Regions from separate parts of the Mus musculus genome. Here regions 2 and 3 are each linked to region 1. Evidence: chromatin loops called from intact Hi-C (ENCODE). Cell type or tissue: left cerebral cortex. All regions are shown on one strand. Links, peaks and the distances in the headings refer to the core of each region. The heading gives the core; the rest is flanking DNA.

Evidence for each region. Hi-C counts contacts between places; a loop is a spot of excess contacts. Peaks named below come from ENCODE experiments on the same cell type or tissue, not always from the same donor. Only the 100,000 strongest peaks of a DNase experiment are listed, where the experiment ranks them.
Region 2: a loop joins it to region 1, with 2.7 times the contacts of the local background. A loop is called at or near these places in 10 of 42 quality-filtered maps.
Region 3: a loop joins it to region 1, with 3 times the contacts of the local background. A loop is called at or near these places in 7 of 42 quality-filtered maps.

Annotation. Positions count from the first base shown.
Region 1 is chr2:35,210,248-35,218,183 of GRCm38, reverse strand. No RefSeq gene overlaps it. Among named protein-coding and RNA genes, the nearest start is that of Gm13605, 8.0 kb to the left of the region's middle. In left cerebral cortex, for the core only: a CTCF peak has its summit at 3,240 (motif pointing left); DNase peaks (open chromatin) are centred at 2,655 and 3,232; H3K27ac peaks cover 261 bases.
Region 2 is chr2:35,347,399-35,351,398 of GRCm38, reverse strand. No RefSeq gene overlaps it. Among named protein-coding and RNA genes, the nearest start is that of Stom, 12 kb to the right of the region's middle. In left cerebral cortex, for the core only: a CTCF peak has its summit at 2,000 (motif pointing right); DNase peaks (open chromatin) are centred at 517 and 1,988.
Region 3 is chr2:35,395,398-35,399,397 of GRCm38, reverse strand. 4930402F06Rik (RIKEN cDNA 4930402F06 gene) reads left to right here and starts at 2,224. Exons shown (of 6, transcript NM_001080709.2): 1 at 2,224-2,492. In left cerebral cortex, for the core only: a CTCF peak has its summit at 1,719; DNase peaks (open chromatin) are centred at 844, 1,655 and 2,117; H3K4me3 peaks cover 259 bases.

The DNA.
Region 1 (7,936 bases), core at 1,685-5,684:
AATCTCCAGGTCAAGACAAGGGTGAGAACGGCACATAAAAAAATGAATAAGATGGAGATTTGTCAGTTAGATGGAGTGGGATGGTGCGGGAGAGGGGTGTTAGCATTCCATTTGAAGTTACAATAATGCATTTCTGTGTTTATTTTAAATGTAAAGAAATAACTGTTATGGACCAAATCATGCAACCTCACCCCAGATGAACTGGAGTCCTCACTCCCAGTACCTCAGACATAACCGTATTCTGAGGTAGGTTATTCTGTGGTTGCCATTTATATGTCTGTGATAAAACAGGTTGACAAACAATTAGCTTAAGAGAAAAAGGGTTTATCTAGGTTACACATCCAAGTTACAGCCCAGCACTGTGGGGAAGAATCAAACAATCACATGGCGTCCACAGTGGAGAAAAAAGTGGAATAAACATATCTCTGGGGTCTTCACCTTAGCTTTTTTCCTCTCTTACCTCTTGTCCAGGGAATGATGCCGCCCACAGTGGGCTGGGTTAGTCTTCCTATATCAACTAAAGTCAATACAAGGCCCCACAGCCCAGAAGCCCCCTGACCTGTGTAATTCTTCATTGAGGCTCTCTTCCCAGATGATTCTAGGTTGTGGCAAGCTGACAAAACGAAGCCAGCATTCAGGAGACAGAGGGAGAGTTCCAGAAAAGCCAGGGCTACATAGTTTGACTCGGTCTCAAACAAAACAAAACGGTAAGCATCAGAGTCTTTAATGGATAAGTTGAAATAATACCATAAGGGTGTGTCCTTATCTAAGGGTCTGAAACTGTAAGCCTAGTCTGACTGCAGACAGAAGTACATCAGGATGTGTGCTTGTTTCCACCGGAAGAAGGTGGTAGTGTGTAGCCTTGTTGGGTTTGCTTGTTTAAGTACCTGACCAATGTAGCTCGGGCATTTTCAGGGAACCCTGGAGTGGGCCTGGCAAGAGTTCATCATCCTGGCCAGCATTTAATTACAACTTGCTCTAAATTTGGCTCGTTTGCCCAGAGGGATTGATGGAACCTCAAAAAGTATAAGCCAAATTAATTATCTCAGGTATTTTGTTATGGTGATGGATGTCTAACAAATGCATGTAGCAAGCTCACAGGGCAAGATCAATTTCCTTCTCCAGGAGCCCCCAGCCTAGTCAGAGAAGCAGGGTCTTATGGTGAAGTATTGTAATTCCAAGGAAACTGGAGTGAGATGCCTGGCAGTAATCAAACAGGAAGTGGTTTTAGAGCTGGACCTTGAAGGTGACTAGCAAAGAAAATCAGAATCTGGCAGGGTTGAGAGTGGAGCTAAAGCTGGGGAGGGAAAGGGAGTAGGGGTGGGGCCACTCCATAAAGGGTAAGGAATCGCTTCTGTTACAGGAAAGGTAACCTCTAAATGGACGATCCTAGGAAATGAGCAGAATAATTCATAGTCTCTGCTCTCCACCTAAGGAGAAGGAGAGGCCAGCAAGGCCAGCCATGAAGCTCTGGTCTGGGTCAGGGGAAAACAGGAATGCAATCCTTGAGCACACGATGGAGCAGCAGTTGTGTTAGTCACCATGATGTCAGACATAAGCTAAAAAGAAAGACATGTGTCAGTTCACAGTTTTAAAGAGTTCACCACTTGTACTGGCTAGTTTTGTGTCAACTTGACACAGCTGGAGTTATCACAGAGAAAGGAGCTTCAGTTGGGGAAGTGGCTCCATGAGATCCAGCTGTAAGGCATTTTCTCAATTAGTGATCAAGGGAGGAGGTGGTGCTTATGGGTGGTGCTATCTCTAGTAGTCTTGGTTCTATAAGAGAGCAGGTTGAGCAAGCCAGGGGAAGCAAGCCAGTAAAGAGCATCCCTCCATGGCCTCTGCATCAGCTCCTGCTTCCTGACCTGTTTGAGTTCCAGTCCTGACTTCCTTGGTGATAAACAGAAGTATGGAATTGTAAGCTGAATAAACCCTTTCCTCCCCAACTTGCTTCTTGGTCATGATGTTTGTGCAGGAATAGAAACCCTGACTAAGACACTCCTAAAACTGTTGCTTGACCTTGTGTACTTTGGTAGAACATCGCCTGCAATCAAAGCAACACAAATATGGAGGAAGGTTTAACAAGTGTTGTGGGTCCCTCCTAGACACTGGGGACTTACCTCTGAACCAGCTGCTGGGGTCCCCTACCGAATTAAGATGGGTCTTCCCACATAAATGAACAACATCGACACAATCCCCACGGCCTGTCTCCCAGGTGGTTTTAGATCCCTTCAAGCTATCAATTAATCCAAAGGAACGCTGTTCAGAACAGGCTAGAATGTAGTCTTAGTTTTCTTTGCTCTTAAAAACAGCTGCGCCTTGTTCCTCAAAAGGAGGTAAGTGACTGTTGTTACATCTTGTGCCTTGCCACAAATCTATGGGCCACCTTCCCATTTATGGGTGAGAACATGGGTCAGAAAGCTCGTGAGCTGCAGAAACGAACACTAACACTAATCCCATGCCTGTGAGGCGCCAGGCCCTATGCAGAGCGTCACAGTCATGCTCTCATTGAAAGTTCACGAAACCCTCCGGGGTAGGTATTATTTTCATCTTTGGTCTATGCTTTCCGCCACAGCCGTGAGGAACCCAAGAGCCAGCAGGTCAAGTACTCGCCCGAGTGTGTAACTGCGGAAGCCGGACCATGAATGCAGCACTTTGTGTCTTTGCTCCAACAGAAAGCCCGAGCTTGCAGCATAAAAGGGCTTTCTATCTTTTCATTCCTTAATGAATGACCCTCGCTTTTCATGGGTGATGGAGACAAGAGCTGGAGTCCAGAAAGTAAGCCATGGGCTCTCTCTCTCTCTCTCTCTCTCTCTCTCTCTCTCTCTCTCTCTCTCTCTCTCTCTCTCTCTCTCTCCAAGCCTGGACCTCTGGGCCCTGATCCGTGAAATGTTAGGGCGGTACTGACCAAAGCAGAAGGCAGGTTCCTTTGTGTGCCAGGAGGTCTATAATTCTAGCTTCCCCAGGCTTGGGAAAAAGTCACTAATTATTAATCAGAAAGAGAGCTAACTTGCCAAGATTTCAGCAAACGGCAGAGCCAGGATTTGAATCCAAGTACACCTGACTCCGAAGCTTCTCGGTTTACTCTTAGGCTGGAGAATAAGAGGCATTAACAAAGAGACTCAGGGAAACAGCTGCCTAACAAGGGGTGGGCCAGCAACACCGATGGGCTCAGTGGACACGGGCAGGGCAAGCTGGCTGCAAGAGCGGCCCGGCACGGACAACCTACGCCCTCTTGTGGAGAAGTGCTGAAATGCTCCGCTCCCCTGGGTTTTCCATTTTGACTTCAGACTAGGCTAGATGCAGGAGTAGCCAGGGGAGGAGGGTGTTTTACTCAGCTTTAGAAAACAGTGGCCTCAGCTACCATCTCCTACACCTGCACGGAGACTGCCGGCCGCTCTGGGAAGCCCAGCTGCGCTGGGTCCAGTTGTTGACCAAACAGAGATTTTGTTTTGTGTTTTGGTTTTACATCATGTCTGTACTTAACAGCAGCAAAACACAGTACATCTACCTGAAGTGGACTTTCGTCTGCAGTGTAGAAGTGGAACATAAATACGCGAAACCCCCGGAACAAATAATGTTGGCAGGAAGAAATTCAGCTTCCTTCACGTTCCTTTTCTTTCACTTTTGTTGCCATCTCCAGAGTGGGGAAAGATCTCTGACAAGCCCAAGGCACGAGGAATGCTATGGTTTGCCTGTGTCTGAAACAGTTGGGAGTGCCAATTGGGTGCAGAGTGGAGCCTCTGGGCGGTGGGACCTAGCTGGAGGAAGTACGTTGCTGGGACTCGGGCAGTGAGGCATATAGCTGGGCCAGCCTCCTCCCAACATGCCTTCCCCATGATGGGTTGGGAGTTCTTAAACTGTGAGCCAAGATAAAATTCTGCTTCCTGTAAGTTACTTGCTGCGACGTTGCAGCGATGAAAAAGGGTGCCCATACAGGGAGTTTTTAATGCAATAATGCATTAAATGCATATGAGTTCATTTGCCACATTAGAAGCGCACACTGGACTCTGGTGGTTCTAACACAGCTAGGTCCTCAACTCTACTGAAGCATTGCCTGCACCGCCTCGGAGGCTGCTCTGTGGTCCTCCTCGGGGTAGGGGAGGTGGCAGCTAGATCCTGAAGAGGAGAGCAGGGTGTGGAAAGGCTTAGCCAGCGAGCCACCGTGATAGAGCCCACCACCCACCTCAATCAACCAACTACCACCAACTCAATCAACAAGAGTCTCCCCTCCTGCCCACTCTTATTGCACGGGCAAGGACACTGAGGCCCTGAGACATGAAGAAGCTTGCTTGAGCCTCGGACCTGATGAGCTGCCGTTAGATCTCGAGGAAGCAGGAAATAAAACGTTCAAAAGCCATTACCTAGTCCCAGCGTGGAGGCTTGCTATGTGGCTGCTGGGACCTCTGTTTTCTTATCAGCACAACAGAAACTTAATTTAAAAGGTGCCCATGGCTTCTTGACGTTCTACCAGCTACTACAACAACCGAAGTCAGAAAAACACAACGGGGCCCAGAGGGGCTTGAGGGGACCTGAAGAGAGGAGGGCCCCAGGTAGAGGCCAGTGTTTCTTCACGACAGGGGGAATGCCCTGTCAGCTCCGGGCCTCTCCTGCTGCACCTCAGACCCTTATCAGTAAAGAGCAGAGAGCGTCAGCAACCAGAGAGATTTCTTTATCTCTCTGTTTTTCAAGTTTTGACCAAAATCACCAAGCCATAAATCCTTCAAAATGGCTGCTGTGTATCACTGCCACCATTACTACCACCACCACCACCACCATTTCTTCCCATTACAAAGGTGTTGAGGGGGAAAGCTGAGGGGAATAGAGCCTCGGTCACCCGAACTGTGGATAAGCCTGTGTCCCTAGGGCTGAGAAACATGGAATGGACTGCTGAGTTCAACTAATCTCTTCACTTCTCAGATCTGGAGGCAGAGACCCAGAGAGAGAAAGCAATTTCCACAGGGTCCCAGTTGGCTTCGACCTCTCCTCACCCCCTTAGTCCTTAGTTAAATAACAGCAGGTACACCTGAAAGCTACTGTTTATCAGCATAACAGACTACGGAAAGCCACCAGTAAATTACATAGTGGTTACAGAATCTGTTATGTGAGTTCAATTACCTAAGACTTGAAGAATTTGCGGTATTTTTCAAAATAAAAAAAATTTTTTTTACTACAATGTACTTTTTTGGGGTAGTAGAATATAATATATATCATTTGTTATTTTAACCCATATATATATATATATATATATATATATGACTGTATATGTGTGTAGGTATATTCGTATATGTGTTTGTGTATAGGTGTGTGTGTGCATGCACACATACTCACAGGGGTATATATGTGCAGGTGCATATGGAATTCAGAAGACAATGGTGCCATCCCACTTTGGTCTTTGAGACAGGATCTTTTACTAGTCTGGAATTCACTACATAGGTGAGACTGGCCAGGGAGCCTCAGGGAGCCCACATGCCCAGTGCTGGGATTACAAATATGTGCCACCATACCAGCTCTTTATGTGGGTGCTGGGGATGGAACCCAGGCACACATGTTTATACAATGTGCTGGCTAGTTTTTACTGTCAACTTGGCACTCTTGGGAAGGGAAACCTCACATGAGCAGTTGTGCAGTTCAGATGTGTCATATCTCTGAGTGATCGTCTTAACTGATGATTGATGTGGGAGGACCCAGCCCACCGTGGGCAGCATTATCCCTAGGCAGGTGGGTCTTGGCTATATAAGAAAGGTAGCTAAGTGGCTGGGCATGATGGTGCCCACCTTTAATCCCAGCACTTGGAGAGACAGAGGTGGCTGGGTGTCTGAGTTCAAGGCCAGCCTGGTCTAGTTTCAGGATAGGGGGACACATAGAGAAACCATGTCTCAAAAAAGAAGAAGGAGAAGGAGGAAGGAGGAGGAGAAGGAGGAAGAGGAGGAGAAGAAGGAGAAGAAGAAGAAGAAGAAGAAGAAGAAGAAGAAGAAGAAGAAGAAGAAGAAGAAGAAGAAGAAGAAGAAGACATGACAGCCAGGAGTCAAGAGTACCTTGGAAGGAAAGAAAGAAAGAGAGAGGGGGAAGGGAGGGAGAGAGGAAGGAAGGAAGGAAGGAAGGAAGGAAGGAAGGAAGGAAGATCAAGCAAGCTATCTGAGATTGAACAAGGGAGTGAGTCAATAAACAGCTACTTCATAGTTTCTATTCCAGTTCCTGTTTGAGTTCCCTTGATGGTGGACTATGACCTAGAAGCAAAATCTGAAGTACCCTTTCCTAAGTTACTTTCGGTCACTGTATCTATCTCAGCATCAGAAAGCAAACTAGAACACGTGGTCTGCAGGTCTGCATGTTACCTACTGAGCCAGCCCCTGGGCCCCATTGAAGCACCTTTTAAATGTATACTTAGCAGTGTTAGATAGATACTCACTGTAGTGTAACTCTTGCCACTGTTGAGCTTCAGAGATCCTTCATTACTGAAGACTGAAACTCTGTATCAATGGAGCGAGAGCTCCTGTGTTGTGGCTCTCCATTCCTGCTAACAACTCTTTATCCCCTAGGTCTGTGCATTTGAGTATTTTAGGGACTCCACGGAAGTGGAACCATACGATACCAGTCCTGAAATGGAACCATATGATACCAGTCCTGTGACTGGCTTTTTTTTTTTTCCCCACTAGCACACTATGCTCAAGGTTCAGCCACATGTGGCATGAGTCTGAATTTCCTTCCCCTCTGAGACTAAATAACATGGCACTGCATTTGTGTACTTATCCTGTGAGTGGCCTTAGTGGCACTACTAGAATACTTCTGAGGTCTGATCAGGGCAAGGTGCTTACATAATGTGGCACTATATGCTAACATGGTCAAAAGACTTTTCCTGTGTGCAGAGAGAGGATGAGGTAGAAAAATTACACTACACTCAGGCCTGGTGGTGCATGTCTTTAATTCCAGCACTCGGGAGGCAGAGGCAGGTGGATCTTTGAATTTAAGGCCAGCCTTATCTACAGAGTTCCAGGACAGCCAGGGTTACACAGAGAAACCTTGTACCAAAAACCAAAGATAGGCAGACAGACAGACAGACAGACAGACAGACAACACTATTATTTCCCCCAATATTCAGAGTGGTAAGGAAACTCCCTATTAGGAGTTTGGGACTTTACAGTTTACAAACACCCTCAGATCTGTACTTCTCACGTACATTCCCACCCATTCTCTGTAAAGTTCACAAGGCAGATATTACTGGGTCCATTTTTGCAGAGGGCAGCTCTTAGCTGTCTCTTGGGCTCCTGAGTGTAACTGACAGGGATGGAGTCCAATGTGGTAGGCTGGAATACCATCGACCTGTGTGCATCATTCATCGTTCAATAGAATTATACAACCCAACTCTCTCAACTTGAGGTCACACAATATAATTTCTGCTACTTTGGAGAGAAGCCTGATAATCCAGTCTATTCACTGATCTTTTCCTGTGAAGTCTGGCAATGCTTCAGAAACAGAAACCGAGTGCGCCCTCCATGTCCTGGAATAAAGATGGCAAGGCACTGGGAAGCAGTAGACACATTATGGGTGCAGGGATGAGCAAGAAGTAAATGTTTGTAGTTATAAACACTGAGATCAGGGATGATCTAGACTCTTGCTAACGTGTCTATGAAAGCAATGTCTATTCCTGAAACAGAGAGCTGTGACTTCATGTTCAATAAAATTCTTGGTTCTCTGTGTGTGTATGTATTCCTGCATGTGTGCATGCATCTATGTGTGCTCACATGTGTGCATTTGTGTGCGTGCATGTTTGCATGCATAGTGTGTGCACATATGTGTGTGCATGTGTATGTACATATGTATGTGTGTATATGCATATATGTGTGTATGTCTCTATGTGTGTGGTATGTGCTCTTGTGTGCATGTGCCAAGGGATATGGAAGATCCTGCTGAGACCGTCCCAGATGTCAGCCAG
Region 2 (4,000 bases), core at 1-4,000, 130 kb before region 1:
TAGAAGCTGGAAGAAAAAGTAACTTTGCAATGGAGCAAATAAAACTATCACAGTCATATCAACAGGCATAAGTTGTGTTAATGTCATGCACCCCTTATATGGTGGAATGGCTCCTTGTTACCAATTGAACTACATCCCTCCAGAAAATGCGTTACAATTCTGAACTGTGGCCAATCTGAATGAAACTGAAAAGAAGGGCCACAGTTTAACCTCCAGACAGAGAAAACAGTCACATGAAAACAGAGAGAAAAATTAAAGCACATTTTACTCATTCGTTTATTGTGTATGTATGTGTATGGTGTGTGTGTGTGTGTGTATGTGTGTGCGTGTGGTGTATTGATGTGTGTGAGTGCAGACACACTTGTGTTGCAACATGAACTTTAATTATTCATGCGTCAGTTAAAGGACATTTAGGCTGATGCCATTTCCTACCTATTATGAATGAAGCAACGTGAACATGCTGAGCAAGTGTCTTGGCAGGAGGATGCTGGTACCTTTGCATAGACATCAAAGAGTGGTCCAGCTGGGCCATGCGGAGGAGCTACTTTTAGCTTTGCGAAGTGATTTCCAGAGTGGCTGTATCAGTCTGCAATCTCACCAGTGGTGAGTGAGTGAGCACCCCCTTTCATCCTCTCCAAAACTTATTGAGAATTTTCTTTCTTTCCCTTTTACTTTTTGGTAGGGGGCAGACCAATAAGTTTATTTATTGAGTCGTTGGAGGAATATGGATGAAGTTAAAGGAGCATGGGTAACTGAGATGCATCTGCATGACTGGAGAAATCACACGTGACTATGAGGTGACGACCTTACCGAAACAGAGTCTGTGGGGTACCCCATTCAGTCAGCCTCACACCTCCTGTATGCTCTAGTACCACCTAAGACACATGAGAGTCCAGTGACTTCCCACCCCTCTGCATCTAGAGTGTTCACAGACCTGTTACTATTACCATACACCTAGCTATCTCTGTCCTAGATTATTTTATTGCCACCATTACAGAGGCCAGTGTAATAACCAGTGTAGACGCTGGTCATGCTATGCCCAGAGGAAGCAGCTATACCACAACAACCCCTTTCCGAAAGAGACACTGATAAAGAAGCCTACTAATGAGTCTCGGGGAGAATAATGCATCCTTAAGAGTGAGAGGCACAAGGACGCCAGGTCAGAAGCATGGGTAGTTTTAAATAAACTAGAATATTTGTAAATGAAATTACCCTGCAGGCCAGCAAGCCCCAAGGGCATGGAAACTGCAGAGATGGCTCAGCAATCAAGAGCGCTTACCAATCTTGCAAAAGACCCAGGTTCAACTCATTCGCACAATGGCAGCACCCAGTGCCTTGAAACTCTGGTTCTAGAGGATCCAACGCCCTCTTCCAACCTCTGCAGGCTTTCACATGCTCAAGCATGCACACACACAAATTTAAAGTAATTTTAAGTGAGATGATAATTAAATAAAAGATAAAACAAAAACTAACACATCGGAATTTGACAAAGCAAACAGAAGGAGCTTGTCTGCTTTTAGTTCTGTTATGGAGAGGTGGTTAAGTCGGTCCTATACACACTCAGTGTTGATTTTTGTTTCGAGGGACAGGGTGATTCCAATTCAGTGGTAACCAGGAGAGCTTACAGTTGTGATGCATAGCTGGGTTTGCTTTGCCTGAACTGGTGCACAGGCTGTAATACTGAACTAAACCTGGGAGTGTGGGGACTGGGAGGCACAGGAGTGGGGTGGGGTGGGGGGACTGACTGCTGCACAACCTGAGCTAGGCATCGTGGGAATAGTGAGACTTCATTGGAGGACTAGGGTGTGGGTGATTCACCAGGCTGGGCTGGTGCGTTAGATACAAGACCAAGAAACCCTGGAAGGTAGGAACAACAGGGTGTTTAGAGGGGCACCCTGAGAGGACAAGCTTTCTGCCTTCTATTAAACCTAACTGGGCCAAGAAGTACATGAACATGAACATGAACACTAGATGGCACACCATAGAAAGTAACTAACTGATTATCACTTGTAAAATGAAGCTGCCTCTAGGGGAGCCTGTTGATGTCGACTTGGTGGTAACTGGAATTCTACTGATTAACGTCTTCTGTGTGGTAATTCTGCGCTCCTACATATTCCCTCTGCTCTCCTGTGTTCCAGTAAAGCTGGTCAAATTCTTTCTCCTTCGATATTCACCCAAATCCTTGCAAACTTTCCAACTTGTCAGCAACTGAAGTCAGCAGTGCACCGGTGCTTTCCAACGAGCAGAAACCATGTTGAAGGAGATGACTTACAGTACCCTCACATTCTGCTAAGGCAGTCACGGATGAGCAGGGCGGTTCTTTTCTGTCTCGCTTTGGATCCCCCTGGAATGCTAGACTAGATGTGCTGTGGAATGGATCTGAATGGAGGGGCCATGCAACATTAAGAAATAACATTTCCTTGTCCCACTGAATATCCTTTACTGGGTCACAGTCACTAGAAAACTTCAGGGCATAGGAATAAGCCCTGACACTCATCTGCCCCCAAGTCACATTAGGCTGTGGCAGCCATCTTGTCTCAGTTACAGTGTTGGAAGTCTCAAATCCCAGATAATTAGGGTCTAGAGTAAACAAAGCAGCAAGTGGCTCTACATTAGACCTAGATCTACCTGAACCCCATGTGAACTCAAGCCAGGGAAAGCTGGAGAGATGGCTCAGGAGTTAAGACCACTGGCTGCTCTTTCAGAGGATCCAGGTTCGGTTCCCCACTTTGCTCTTTCAGCATAGCACTGTTTTGGCTTTTGGGGATCTTTTGTGCTTCCGTATGAATTTCAGGGTTTTTTTTTCCTAGTTCTATGAAAACCATATTGGAATTCTGATGACGTCTGCACTGAGCCCCTGGAACACCGTTAGCCCTGTGGTCATTTTCAGAGTACTAAAATGCAGACTACAAAAGAAAGACTATGTGAAGTCTTTCCTCTTCTGTCTTCCTCAGATTCTTTCTTCAGTGTTTTAAAGTCTTTATTGTAGAGGTCTTTCCCTCCCGGTTAAGTTTATTCATAGCTTATTTTCTTTCCCTGATTATTTTACATTCTCTTTCTCCTGAGCCAGCCTCCAGCGAATGATAGAATCCAGTCCACCATTCCTGGGGGTTTGAATCGCGTTACCGAGGCTTCCCCCTTAGTTTTCATTATCATCGGTGGAATCACCAAGAGCTATCCCCTGGTTTTTCTCCTTTCTCTTTTCAGCTGCCACCCTCTTTCCTTTTAACTAGAGAGGATCACTCTTCCCACAAAATACAAGTCAGTGAGAATGGGGGGAGGGGGAGAAAATATGATGAAAAAAGTTACTTTCTCTTCAACCACTTAACAAAGGACAGATGGTAGGGAAACACCACATATTGATTGATATTTCCAACACACACACACATGCATGCACATATGCACATGCACACTCATGCACACACACACATGCACGCACGTGCATGCACATGCACACACACGTGCACACTTCAAAGAAGAACCTCAACCTTATAACACATTGTTTCTTTGCCAATGTTGAGTTTTCAGTAGACTGTGCAGTCATATCAGTTGTTTGCGTTGGTTTCAAATGATAGGTGCATGTGGCAAGATTAGCCGTTTCCGTAGCTTAAACGTTTTAGTTACACTCTTTTGTTGTGTCCCACGGTCAGAAACTGTATTAAGTAGAATATCATGACAATGGACAGGGATTGTGTGGCTGTACTTGCAAAAACAGTTGAACTGGAAAAGTGACTCCATGCCCAACTGTTTGTTTATTTTAGTTTTTAAAAACTTCTTCCATAGTGGGAAGGATACACTACTCAATCATTTCTGTCTCCATTACAAGGCCTCCGCCAGGGTATCTGTTCATGGCTGTCCATGCAATTCCTTTCTCTTGTGCTCTTTTCTGAAAGATCCATTCATGTATCTCATTTTCAATCTTCCTTGTTAACAATCTCTCAAAAATGTTCTTTTCAAGTTTCTGACCAATGATTAAAGATCTGATTTCTATAAATAAGTG
Region 3 (4,000 bases), core at 1-4,000, 180 kb before region 1:
ATTAAGACCACACCCCTAATAGAGGCACTTCCCTTGTGCAAAGCATATTCAAACTACACAGTCCCCCAAACGTGAATTTCAGGTGCTTTACTAAAACTTAGGTTCTTGTAGTTTTGGGAACGGCTAGCTGAGGGTGGGCAACTTCACGATAAAACAGTAGGGACAGAGGGAGGGCAAGGTCACTGAGGGGAACAAATCCTGGGGACAATCTTGCCTGGCTCCAGCCTTACCTAAGGTCTTTGCTGCTTCTGGGCTTTACAAGCTTATGAAACCAGCAAGTGGAGTGAGGCTTCCTTTTGTAAGGCAGTCATTCTATTGGACTGCTCTAGGATTGTGAGTTCCTCAAGATGCTGTGTGCCTTTGCACCAACCGACTCCTCTCTGTCATTCATCTCACAGGCTCTGTCTCACAGGGATCTACTGAAAGAGTGGGGGAATGCAGCAACATCTATTCCATCATGCCTCAGAGGACGTGTGTGTGTGTGTGTGTGTGTGTGTGTGTGTGTGTGTACATGAATGCACATGCAGATGTGTGTTTTGCACGTTTGTCTTTGTGCATTGTGGAGTCCAGGAGTTGACATCAGATGTCTAACTCAATTGTTCTCTACCCTATCTTTTGAGCCAGGGTCTCACTACCCCTGAACGGAGCTCACTGACTGTCTAGAGTGGTTGGCACTGAACTTGAGTGGAGTTTGCTGATTGGATAGACTGGCTAGCACTGAACCTGAATGGAGCTTGCCGATTGGCTAGGCTAACAGGCACTGAACTTGAGTGGAGTTTGCTGATTGGATAGACTGGCTGGACTCCAAGCTGCAGGTCATGGTCTGCAGTCTTCACAACAGCAGCCCTGGAGTTCCAGTGGCATGCCCTCACACCTAGACAGTTTATGGGCGTTCTCTGGGATCAGATTAGTGTTCACGTGGCAGACACATTATCAGCTGAGCCATCTTTCCAGCCTAGGCATGCTCCCCACTCCCTCCCAGTGTAACAGACATCGGGCTTGTCTACAAGGGAGTTGCTAGGTTGGGTGGACAGAGGTAACAAGGCTCATTCTAACTGGATGGCACCAGTCAATGTGGGGTCCCAGACTGAATACAAAGGAGAAGGCAGGCAGAGCATCAGCATCTCTCTGCTTCTCGACTGGAGATGGGACCAGCTCTCTCACATCCCTGCTACTAGCATTTCCATCTGTGGTCCAGCAGACAGAACCTTTTCCCTGTGGTTCACAAGCTGCGACCTCGGGGTTTCAGCTTGGGTTCAGGTTGAGGCTCTATGCCAGTGCCATGGCCAACAGGGTTCCGTGCTGCTCGCAGGGCAGTAAGTCCTGGCCTCCTTGTCTCCCCACAGCAGCACATCAGCGGCTCTCAGCTCACATCTCCCTTCCAGCCCTCGCAGCCACTTGGCAATGACAGTGGCTGCATTTGCATTTTTTTTTTTTTTTTTTTTTTTGCTTGTCCTAACTGGATCGTGAGTGTGGGTGCTACTGGCATGTAGTGGGTGGATACAAGGGCACTGCTAAGTGATTCACACTTGCACAGGGTGGCAAACTTCACCCCATCTCAAGAAATGTCATTCGTGGCAATCTTGGAGCGGCTGGAATTACACTCTTTCAGAGTTCACTAACAGATTTATCTGTTTGCCTGTGTGGGAAACTCTAAAGCTCCACTTCCTCCCTAGAAACCAGAGCTAAGACAAAGCAGTTCCCTCTCGTGGACACCAGGGGGCAGGAGTTCCAAAGAGAACCAGTTTCTGGAGTGATGAAAACATTCTTTTTGGTGCTATTAAAGGCAGCGTCATTTGTATAAATGCTATTGATCCTTCATATAAATGGAACTAGCTCTATAGCTTAGTGGTGCTGTAGGTGTACTGTGCAGTTTATCAAATAAACAGGTAGAAATCAACCCTACATATACCACAGTTAATAAAGAAGGCATAAGGGAAGTAGGAGGGAATCTTAACGCTGACTTAGAGGAGAGACACATTGCTTATGTGCGCCAAGGGTGCTACTGTTTGTAGGTGTGGTATGGTTGAGATGTGGTTCTCCCCGTGGAGTTCACACTGAGGTTTGGTTCCAGTGGATAGTGCTGTGTTAGGCATTGACTAGGGATTAATGCTTTTCTATGAGTGAGCTGTCGCTCTGGAGATGGGCTTCTGTGACATGGTTGTTAGCAAGCCTGGCAGCTCCCCTCCACCACTCAAACCCATGCTCCGCTCCACACAGTGCCTCTGGCTGACTGCCACATGGTTTTCAACAGAAACTGAATGGATTCTGGGACATCTGGAGCTGGAGGAACATTTTTTTTTCTTTTTGTAAAGCACCCAGCTTCGGTATTTTGGTGGTAGCAACACAACACACACCAAGAAGTGATCTGGAATTCAGTGGCCCTTGCTTCAACTGCTCTATCAAGGGGAGCTATAGCCTTCAACAACCTGTCCCACCCCTCTCTGGGCTACTCAACTTTATAGGTGACACTGGTCATCAGCATCCATTGGGTAAGAAAGCATCCCAGTAGCGGCGACCACTTGACGACCTCCTCCAGGGTTTCTTGGGCAGCTTACTGCTTTGTATATTTATCAGGTGGACAGGAGACAGTCGGACACTCCCTGTGGTGGAACACCGTCTCCAGAATCCACAGGCAGCCCAACGGAGTTTTTGTCTTTCTTAGTGGCAAGGGACACAACATTTATTCACAATTTACAATTGGCTGCATCTTGGAATTTCCTGGATTGAGAATATTCACATCTGGATCCCATCCAAAGATTGCTGCTGTTCAGTTGTCTTGGTGTAGGCTTGACATCGGGGGTTTTAAAACTTTCCTGTGGGACTGTTAGTCTTGGGACCTTGGAAATGACTGCCATTAGAACAATTTGCTTTTTGTGCATGGCTTTTATTTTGATGTTGTCTTTTTTGGTTTGGGTTTTGGGTTTTTTGTTGTTGTTGTTGTTGTTGTTTCTGTTTCTGTTTTGTTTTGTTTTGGTTTTGGTTTGGCATTTGTTAAAGTTCTTAAATTTCTCTATTAATCATTTTCTTCTAAATTGAATTTGGAAATTTTGGGTTAAATTTGATTTCTGCTCCATTTTCTGCTTTATTAAATTTGTTATATCTTATTTGTGTGGAGGTCCCCTTTAGAGGTCATAGGACAACTTGAGGGAATCAGTTCTGTTGTTTTACTATGTAGGTCTCAGTGACTGAACTCAGGTCCTCAGACTTAGCAGCAAGCACCCTCACTCACTGAGCCATCTTGCTGGCCCATTCCACTTTATCTATGAAACCAGATATATACACATGATAAACATTTTTTAAAAAGATTTATTCATTTATGTATATAAGTGATGCATTTGCATGTGTGTGTACATGACAGAGAGAACATCAGATCTTATTACAAATGTTTGTGAGACATCTTGTTGCTGCTGGAATTGAATTCAGGACCTCTGGAAGAACAGCTAGTGTTTCTTAACTGCCGAGCCATCTCTCCAATCCCAGCTAGACTTCTTTTTTTTTTTAATTCAACTAATTTTTTATGATATTCAACACAATATATATTTCTATACCAATCATAAGAATGATGGACATGTTATTAAATGAACATAAAGTAGATAAGTAGATTTTTGTTTGTTTGTTTGTTTGTTTGTTTTATTTTTAGTAGAGCTTTAAAATCTTGGCTTACTGTGGTACAAACCCTAAATAAGAACAAGTTTTAAACATTGGAGTTCATTGTAATAAGGCTGTACTTCAATGTCCCTCACATCATCAAAGGATTTTACCTCCATAGTAGCTAAGCTAAGAGTTGACAGTTCTGCTGCGCCAAGGAATGAATTGTAGGCACGATTATTTGGATACAGATTTCCTGCTATGTTCAAAGCTATTTGATTTGAGTGATTGTCATCATTCTCAGCCCACAGGGAACAGGTCACATTCATTTAAGAAATGGTGTGTGTATTAAGATGGTCTATCCACGAAGCCATTCATCAACTGTTTCAGTGAGCCATGGTTCTGCTTG